Linked DNA regions of Homo sapiens: region 2 is linked to region 1. A link is a contact called in ENCODE Hi-C or POLR2A ChIA-PET data. All regions are on one chromosome and are shown on one strand. The core of a region is the stretch at or near the end of the contact, and the rest is flanking DNA. Distances in the headings are between cores, read along the strand shown. Region 1 overlaps RPAP2 (RNA polymerase II associated protein 2). Region 2 overlaps EVI5 (ecotropic viral integration site 5).

Region 1 (5,122 bases), core at 1,300-3,799:
GCAAGGTAGATACACATGATGGAACAGGGCAGGTCTCAGAGGAGGCACAAGGAAATGTGATCATGGCACAGGCAGATGGAATAGTGTGAACAGGAGAGAAATACTACATCTTCTGAGACAGGAAGAAAAGAACAGCGTGGCTGCAGATGCATTTATAGGTAGAAGGGAGAGATTTTTACATCATGCCTAACAACTTCATTTTTCAGTGAAGTAGGGTATGAGGTTCTCTTCTAAGAGTACAGAAGTTACGGTTGTATAAAGAGTGAAAACACAATTGACCCTTGAACAACATGGGTTTATGGGTTTGAACTGTGCAAGTCCACTTCTATGCGGATATTTTTCCACCTCTGCCACACTTAAGATAGCAAGACCAACCCCACTTCTCTTTCTCCTCCTCCTCAGCCTACTCAATGTGAAGACAAGGATAAAGACCTTTATGATGATCTACTTCCACTTAATGAATAGTAAATATATTTTCTCTTCTTTATGATTTGCTTAACATTTTTTTTCCTCTAGCTTACTTTATTATAAGGATCTAATACATATCCTTACATATGCATTATGTAATATTTATTATAAGCATATAACATAAAATATGTGTTAATCGACTGCTTATGTTGTCTCTAAGGCTTCTGGTCAACAGTAGGCTATTTATAGTTAAGTTTTGGGGAGTCAAAAGTTATATACAGATTTTCAACTGCATGGGGGAGGGGGTCAGTGTCCCTAATGCCTGCATTGCTCAGGGGTCAACTGTAATGATAATGGAGTAGTCATTGAGAGGATCCAGAAAAGGAGCTAATTCAGGGTGAGAGAAAATTGACAAGTGACATTAAGTATCCAGATGAGGCTACAGATCATGGATTTGTAGTGGTATCGACCTTCAGGGTTCCCTTCTTCCCCATATCTCCATACCACCAGTAGTTTCCAGCCATCTATTATAGGTATGGAGAAAGCAGATTGCAACATTTATCTCAGGGTGTAGGTTTTGCTAGGTAGAAAAGCTAAAGCAAGGATGCAAGAGGTTTGGAAGAGTACTAATGAGATAATAGTTCAAAAAATCAAGACAAATATAAGGAAGAAAAGTAGAGTTACCTAGAAAGAAAATTGGTCATCCTCATCAAATAATTCTTGTGTTTCTCCCCCCAAAATGGTATCTTCAGCTCTGACATCTCTCCTAAATCGTAGACCAAATTTTTTTTTATTTTTTGCTGGGCACCTTCATTTGGATATCTCCCAAGCATTTCAAACTCTCAAATTTGAGATTAAGTCATTTTGCCTTTCAAATGGCCCCTTTTGGTGGCATTGGTATCCTCCTAATTACCCAGAATTGTGCTTCTCTTTATCTCTCATATCTAATCAATTGCTAAGTCCTTTTAGTTCTGTATACAGTTAGCTTTCTCCATTGCCACTGCTACTAACCCACATTAGGCCTTCATTACTTGCCTAGACTGCTGCAATTATAGCCCTCCCAAGCAGGTCTCCTTGCCGTGTGTCTCTTCATTCAACTAGTCCATCCTTCCCTCTAGCTTTAAAAATCATCTCACTGAAGCTTAACTCTGATCAAGGCAGGCCTTTGTTCAGCAACTTAGTGACTTCCCAGCTCCTACCAGATAATTTTGCATGAAATTCAAGGCCCTTCAGAAGTGGCCCCAACTTACCTATTCACCTTATTTCCCTTTTATGTCTTCACATTATGTCCACTGACTGTTTCCCCCACAATCATCTTCAATAGGACTTGACCTATGCTTGAAACTTATTTTCTTTTCATATCTGCCTATTCTAGCCTTCAAGATCCAGTTCAAATGTTACCAACTCCTTAGAAGCCTTCCTTAACACCCCACAGTCAGAAATAATACCTCCCTTGTATAAACCCCCTTAAGTAAGACCTCTCATTGGGCCCTTCTGCTTTGTTACACATTTATATAAAAATCTCATTTTCTTTACTATCCGATTTCTTCCAAAAGTGTAGTTAACAAGTATAACAAATAAACAGAACTACACAAATTTATTCAATTCAGAACTTTAACACAGCTTCACATCAGTTGTTTTCAATACTGGCTATACATTAGAATTACATGGGGAGGTTTTAAAAAAATACTAATGGCTGATTCAAAGATTTTGATTCATTGGTCTTGGGTGGGGCATGGGCATAAGAATTTTTTAAGTTCCCCAAGTGATTCTAATTTGTGCAGGCAGAATTGAGAACCACTGTCTTAATTCTAGTGCACATTGGTGTGCTAAGTAGAGAAGTGCTAAATCAGTTGACTTAGCTGCATATACCAGGATTTGCTTGGTTAGAGGTACTTAACCTTTTTTCTAAAATCGTTAATAGTTTGAAAGGTTCCTCTTGACTATCACAAAGGAAGGGTGAATTAGAAACAGCAAAACTGTTGGTTTTCATTTGTACGTTTTATTTGGTTATGACAGATTTCAAAAATTATTTGAAGAGTATATCCAAGTGGGTCTTTGAAAATTGTAAGATCTACTCAGTTCTTAAAATGAATCAGACATGTGAACTTGTGTGGTCTAGCGGTTAGAAGTGTAGACTAGTGGGAGTACTTCTGGGGTTATTTGTTCATCTTTTACTGACTTACATGACCTTAAGAAAGTCACTTGAGCCTCAACATTTCCTGCAACTTCACAGAAAGGTTGAAGACCAACAAGTCAGTCTCATAAAAAAAAAATTTAACAAACTTGGAAATCACGATAGCTTCTTAGGTTTGACTGAGTTGTTGAGATCTTTCCTGCCACAAAGGGAACAACTAGGAAAGAACTGGCATTCAGGAGAAGCTCTCTAGCTCCAATTTAGAAAGTTTCCCACCATCCATTTTAAAGTATCTGAATGTTTTAGCCGGATGTGGTGGTGCTTGCCTGTAGTCTCGGCTATTTGGGAGGCTGAGGTAGAAGGATTGCTTGAGCCCAGGAGTTTGAGGCTGCAGTGAGCTGTGATTGCACCACTGCACCTCAGCCTGGGTGACAGAGCCAGACCATGTCTCTTAAAAAAAGTGTCTGAATTTTAAATTTAGCTCTGACCTCTTGGCATTTGTTTCCTTATCAATTATAAAACCATATTTACTGAAAAACAACATCAATAACAGCAGTTTAGCAAAGTACCACAAAGTAGTTACCTATGCATGTGGCCCAGTCCATGTTATTTTATGGAAAAACAAAAACTCTTCAACAGGGTGACAGGTTCGTTCTCTATGCCCAGGGAGCTATTGTGTTACTTTGGGGAGGAAGCCAGGGGCCACATGTGAGACAGATGTTTTCGGTGTCTCACTAATGGAGTTGAATCTTCTGCCTTTTCCTCAATAACAAACAAGCAAGGCAGAGAAAGAGTTAATATTAAACATGAAATTGTAATTACTTTCATGCTAAGGAGCATGCAGTATATATTGTATATTTTATCTAACATACAGATAAAATTCCTTTTGAAAGTATATACCAGACTTTTTTTTCAGTATCTGAGAGAGGCATTTTGCAAAATGTCTGGGGTTTGTATGGAGCCCTGCAATTTCTGGAAATAGGTGACATTTTGACCCTTGGTGTTACTGGTCACAGCTCTTCATTTCAGTTTTGATTGTATGGGTGTGCAAACAGGTATTTTGGTTTAATCCTTGATCATTTACCACTTGTTCTTGTAGAAAAGGGAGAAATCTCTACTCAAGTTTTAGAAGAAGATAAAATATGGGTAAGGTGACAGTTGTTACTGCCATGCAGGAAGAAAATATTGGGGCTTGATAGATAAGCAAATAAACAAGATACCTTTGTGATAAAGGTCTCCACTTTTAGCACTCTTCTTAGCCAGTATGACCCTCAATAATTCCTTTACCATCTCCAAAGCTTCAGGTACTTCAGCTCTCAAAAGGAAAGTGACTGGATAGGTTGCACCTAAAACACATTTGGGAAAATTAAGTGTGATTTCCTCAAATATAACCGTATAGCCTCCTAAAATAAGACTATGCTGTTAAACCTCTTCTTTTAGATTCTTTACTTACCCAACCCATTATTAATTAGTGCCTCATCTATCCCAGACGGCTTTTGCGTTTGTTTGATTGTAAGCCTTCAAAGTGTCAGGTATTATAATACCCATTTGTTTTAATTGGTTAAAGTGATAAACATAGTGCCTGTGCATGTACACATTGAAGGTATGGCTGTTTGACAGAAATAATCTTCCTACCTTCTCCTTCCCAGCCCTAACTTCTGAAGGGTGAGAGAATGAGTGTTTAAAAAAATTTTCTTTTCAGCCCAATGTTATCTTTTAGCAGTCTTTACATCTTCATCACCTTTATGCATGGTAATCAGCAGAACAGGTCTCCCTACTGCAGCAGAACTCTGCATGAACCCAGTAATTTCTCAAATCTGATAGGTACAGAAAAGTGTGTGGCCTTTCACTTCCTGTCCCTTCCTCCAACCCCAAACCATAGAGAAGCATGCTTTCTGGTGACATTTTATTCACATAGACATTCTCACAGCTCTTTATTCTGTAAGAAAGATTATGTGGAGTATGAGGAGTGTTGTTCCGTGTCATTTTATAACTGCCTACTCGTTTGATTTTGCAAATTTGGAAATAAATTATGAACGCTCAGGAAAATCCTTCTATGAGAGAGTTATTACTTCTGTCCAGTTTTGAAAGTCAGGTTTGCAGCTATCTGTGCTATATCATTTTAGGAAGGTGCCTGATGTGATCTTCACACGTATCACCTAGGATTATTCAGGAAAGGATAATTCAGATTGTGGAGCTACAATATGGAGTTTCCAGTGGTTCAGTATGAGTGCAGTGAGCAAGACAATAGGGACCAGAATGGGGAAGGCCACTTAAAAATCCAAGTTCATGGCTGGCCACAGTGGGTCACAAGGTCAGGAGTTTGAGACCAGCCTGGCCAACACGCTGAAACCCCATCTCTAATAAAAATACATAAATTAGCTAGGCGTGGTGGTGGGCACCTGTAATGCCAGCTACTCGGGAGGCTGAGGCAGGAGAATCGCCTGAACCCAGGAGGCAGAAGTTGCAGTGAGCCGAGATCGTGCCACTGCACTCTAGCCTGGGCGACAGAGCAAGACTCTGTCTCAAAAAAAGAAAAAAATCCAAGTTCGTTACTGACTTTTATTGTACTCCACG
Region 2 (5,150 bases), core at 2,257-4,756, 170 kb after region 1:
TGACAAACCTGACAAAAACCAGAAATGGGAAAAGATTCCCTATTTAATAAATGGAAAACTGGCTAGCCATATCCAGAAAGCTGAAACTGGATCCCTTCCTTACACTTTATACAAAAATTAACTCACGATGGATTAAAGACTTAAACGTAAGACCTGAAACCATAAAAACCCTAGAAGAAAACCTAGGCAATACCATTCAGGACATAGGCATGGGCAAAGACTTCATGATTAAAACACCAAAAGCAATGGCAACAAAAGCCAAAATAGACAAATGGGATCTAACTAAACTAAAGAGCTTCTGCACAGCAAAAGAAACTATCATCAGGGTGAAAAGGCAACATACAGAATGGGAGAAAATTTTTGCAATTTATATTTTGCATCTGACAAAGGGCTAATATCCAGAATCTACAAAGAACTTAAACAAATTTACAAGAAAAAAAAACCCATCAAAAAGTGGACGAAGGATATGAACTTCTCAAAAGAAGAAGTTTATGCACCCAAGACATATGAAAAAAAGCTAATCATCACTGGTCATTTGAGAAATGCAAATCAAAACCACAATGAGATACCATCTCATAGAATGGTGATCATTAAAAAGTCAGGAAACAACAGATGCTGGAGAGGATGTGGAGAAATAGGAACACTTTTACACTGTTGGTGGGAGTGTAAATTAGTTCAACCATTGTGGAAGTCAGTGTGGTGATTCCTCAAGGATCTAGAACTAGAAATACCATTTGACCCAGCAATCCCCTTACTGGGTATATACCCAAAGGATTATAAATCATTCTACTATAAAGACACATGCACACACATGTTTACTGCGGCACTGTTCATGATAGCAAAGACTTGGAACCAACCCAAATGCCCATCAATGATAGACTGGATCAAGAAAATGTGGCACATATACACCATGGAATACCTTGCAGCCATAAAAAAAAATGAGTTCATGTCCTTTGCAGGGATATGGATGGAGTTGGAAACCATCATTATCAGCAAACTAACAGAAAAACAGAAAAACCAAACACTGCATGTTCTCATTCTTAAGTGGGAGTTGAACAATGAGAACACATGGACACAGGGAGAGGAACATCACACACCGGGGCCTGTCGTGGGGTGGGGGGCTAGGGGAGGGATAGCATTAGGAGAAATACCTAATGTAGATGACGGGTTGATGGGTGCAGCAAACCACCATGGCACGTGTATACCTATGTAACAAACCTGCACGTTCTGCACACGTACCCCAGAACTTACAGTATAATAAAAAAAAAGAAAAAGCCCTAGGTACTAATTATTTATCCCACCCTTTTAAATGCTGAAGGAGAACATTAATAAGCAGACAGATGGGAGTACTAACAATACAAGACCCAAATAACATATTCGTTCTTACCTGATGTGGACTGCTTCATCATGTTATGCATTAAGAGACAAAGTATAAAAAGTAAAAACATGTAGAATTTATTTAAATAATATTTAAGACATCTGACACACTCAGCACAAGTTTAATAGTTAACAAAATCTTTTTTTATAACATCTAAATCTACTTTAATGGAATCTTAACTTTGCATTATCAATAAAGAGATCGGATTTTAGAATTTCTCTGTGTGTATTAAACAATGCTGGTCCCCCAAAAACATTTAGTAATGAGAAAAGGAAAGCGATAAGTTATTATACAATTTACAAAGAATAAAGCATAAAAATGCAGTATAGTTAATAAGAAAACAGGAAACTGTCATGTTCATAGTCTGATGAAAGGTTTTGACAGGAAACAGCAGAGTTTCTTACTGTATGATAGTAAAAATTCAAACACTAAAAAAACACTATTTATAAAAGATTACAGCTATTCCACGCAAGTTATCATTGAAATTCTACAGCAGGGATAACCTGTAAAGATGAATATTCTGAAGCCCCAAAGGACTTCATCATCATTAAGGATACATAAGTATTTTTAAATTTTTCATTAGTCTACTTTATTGGCTAAACCAGTAGATATTAAGACAGAAATTTCTTTTGTGAAATAGAGAAGTGTCATGGTTTTAGAGTTTTGTAGTCTTTAAATGTAGGTTCTTTATAAGTGATAAAGAAATCTGTGCCGAGAAAATATGATCACCTGGGCAAGTGTCTGTGTGGCTAGAGGAGACAATGTGCTGTGTGTCTGCTTTCTTTTAGCACATCATAGGACACTGGTAACTTAAAAAATTACAGTTGATTTTTTTTTACACTTGGTTTTAAAGAGACGTAACAAGTTATCCTTCAATTTTAACATTGGGGTAATGGAATTAATAATACAATCTTATAATTATATAATGCTTTACAGTTAAAAGTGCTTTCATGCATATTATTTCAACTTAAAAAAAATTTCCCCTGTGTGTGACTGGAGGTTGCACTGTGCAGACAACTACCACTTTCTGAGATTCAAAAGAATAAGAGGAAGGGCTGCATTGGGTATTTTGAAAGACAATCAATCCACAACAAAGTGGAAAAAAGTCATCCACACACCAAAAAAAACCCCTAACCAAATGAACTTTGATCACTACTAGACAGGGTTTAAACCATTGAAGTGAATCATGTGACACCAAGTGAACTGCAAAACAGTTGCAGTAAGTTTCCAAGACTGAGTCATATCAGATTATAAAAGCTCCTATTCGTACATTTGAGTTTGTATAATTAATCTTTATAAAACAAAGAGCTATAGCTTTTTGAGCTAAATGTAGCATTTCTGTAAGTGATATGTAATATATACAATTTTAAATAACAATGTATTTTACTTTTCATGGAAAGATCTAATAATCACATAGTTTGTATTTCTAAGTTCTAGAGGCTTTACTTTTTTTTCCATCCTCAGAGTTTGGTCAGTAATTTTGTTGGATTCCTTATAGAATACCTTTAATAGTTTTCTGTTTTCAAAATCTAAAATAAATGTAATGGGAGATGATATGCAAAATTTATTCTCAATTATCAGCTTCTTTAAACACTGAATTGTAAACATGACAAAGGTTAGACTAGTAATAACCACACAAACAAAATGATTTCCAGAGAATCAGAACAGGAAATCAGTAAAAGTGATCGACTGGAGGTCATGATTTCTTCATTACTTTATTACACAGACAAGAGCCAAAATTCTAATCTACAGTACTTAAAAAAAAAAAACTAAAAAAAATTCAAGAATTTTATTGAAATAATACTAGGTACATAATGCTGAAAATGTTTTTGGTTTTAAGCTAAGTAAATCATAAAAAATATAAAATTTAGAATGAAAAAATTGTAGATTTCATGTAAAACTGTATATAATGCAATAGTTAAAGCTGACGTTTTTAGAAGGAAAAAACATGCACCCACATTAATAAGTAAAAAAGGTAGAAAGGAAAGGAAAGTTTGGAATAGAAGAAACTTACAACTGCACACTTTTTACCTGAGAAGAAGAGAGGGGGAGTCATTTACAGAGAATTCTTAGTCTTTCTACAGTGCATACTTAGATGTATTCAGTATTGTGGGCAAACAAAATGAAACTGCCACTGAATGTCTTCTTCCTGGCAGCTGACACATCTTGATAAAATTGAAACCATTAACATTATTTAGAAGGTACTCTAAGGTCAACGCTGATGAGGCTACGAATATGTGAGGTTCTATGTAAATTTATGACCAATTACAGGAAATAAATCACTTCACACTTGTTTCACTCTGAACTTTTAAAGCTACATCAAAGTACCATGTAGATTTCCTTTGATTTAACCTTCAGCAAAATGAAGCATTTAAAAATTCAAACCTTTAGCAAAACACCCTCATGAAAATGAAGTACTTCTTTTCTATTTGGATTGGATTCTGTTCAGAGGAAATTCTTGTTCTCTAAAGCTATATCATGTGTTTTTTCAGTCCATCAATCAATTAACCAAATATGCACCTAGTGTTTAGGTGACAAGTGTTGTGATGCTGGAAAGGCAAAGACAAATGACAAGGCTCCTGCCCTCAGTTAAAAATCTGAAGGGCAAGACAAAAAAACTAAACAGCTGATTCCAAGGTGGCACACTGTTAAGTAAACCCACAGGAGAAGCAATACACTGGCTAGAAGGGAGAATTCTTAGGGAAGGAGGAAGATGATGATGTTCGAGTTGGGTCTGTAAGGATGAGCAGAGGTGGAGGGAGGAGAAATCAGGCACAGGTGGCATGGGGAAAAGCCTAAGGCCAGAGAATGTATTATGTGTTAGGAAACTGCAAGTGGTTTGGTGTGGCTGGATATAGGTCTCAAAATGAGAGGTGAGAGATGAAACTTGAAAGAAAGCTGGGGCTAAACTATGAAGAATCTTATGCCATGTTAAAGAATTAGAACTTATCACGAAGGTTATGGGTGAGTCACTGAGGCAGTGGAGTAGTGTCATTAGATTTTATCTAATCCTTTATAATATCACACTGTGACTACATAAGTATTTTGTGGTATAGCTGGAACAATAAGAGCACTTATTTAGCCCTTACTATGTCCCAGGCTCTGTTTTAAGTGCTTTTCCAGCATTAATTTACTTAATTCCCCCAATATCTCCCACAAGATAATTGAGGGATGGAGGAAAACTTTTTTTTAGGTGTCAAATCACTCAAGAAATCTGAAAAAATCTTGAACCCGGCCGGGCGCAGTGGCTCACGCCTATAATCCCAACACTTTGGGAGGCCGAGGCGGGCGGATCACGAGGTCAGGAGATGGAGACCATCCTGGCTAACACTGGTGAAACCCCGTCTCTACTAAAAATATAAAAAATTAGCCGGGTGTAGTGGCGGGCGCCTGTAGTCCCAGCTACTTGGGAGGGTGAGGCTGGAGGATGGCGGGAACCCGGGAGGCGGAACTAGTAGTGAGACGAGATCATGCCACTGTGCTGCAGCCTGGGCGACAGAGCTAGACTCCATCTCAAAAAAAAAAAAAAAAAAAAAAAATCTTGAACCCATTCTCCCAAAGATCCGCCTATGTTTATACATAAAATATTTGTAAATACTTTAATAGACCCCATCCATGGGCCCCAGGTTAGGAAACTGTCCAGAAGAGAAAGACTATGAATTTTTAAAATGACCTTGAGATATAACTTGCCTTCCATACAATTTACCCATTTAGAGTGTACAATTTGATGGCTTTTAGTATATGCATAGAGTTGTGCAACCATCACCACAAC

The links. A loop is a pair of places that touch in the nucleus more often than their neighbours do. ChIA-PET counts read pairs that join two places held with the same protein, here RNA polymerase II (POLR2A). Pooled maps may share reads with other maps.
Region 2: a map of natural killer cell shows a loop between it and region 1 (3-fold over the local background). The contact joins two enhancer-like sites. A Hi-C loop is called at or near these places in 1 of 168 maps with a recorded cell type or tissue (natural killer cell) and 9 of 50 pooled maps. POLR2A ChIA-PET finds 5 or more read pairs at or near these places in 2 of 52 experiments (PC-9 and activated naive CD4-positive, alpha-beta T cell).

What each region holds. Positions count from the first base shown.
Region 1 is chr1:92,363,307-92,368,428 of GRCh38, forward strand. All of the region lies in intron 11 of RPAP2 (RNA polymerase II associated protein 2), which reads left to right. It also overlaps a transcript of GLMN not described here. Among named protein-coding and RNA genes, the nearest start is that of RPAP2, 67 kb to the left of the region's middle. RefSeq lists an enhancer at 2,403-2,452. Within about 2 kb of position 2,550, at least 2 of the 41 ENCODE cell types and tissues checked have a DNase peak (open chromatin) inside an H3K27ac peak, as active enhancers do; they include natural killer cell, where a contact is called at or near this core.
Region 2 is chr1:92,534,650-92,539,799 of GRCh38, forward strand. The region is part of intron 19 of EVI5 (ecotropic viral integration site 5); the gene reads right to left. Among named protein-coding and RNA genes, the nearest start is that of GFI1, 50 kb to the left of the region's middle. Within about 2 kb of position 3,507, at least 5 of the 41 ENCODE cell types and tissues checked have a DNase peak (open chromatin) inside an H3K27ac peak, as active enhancers do; they include natural killer cell, where a contact is called at or near this core.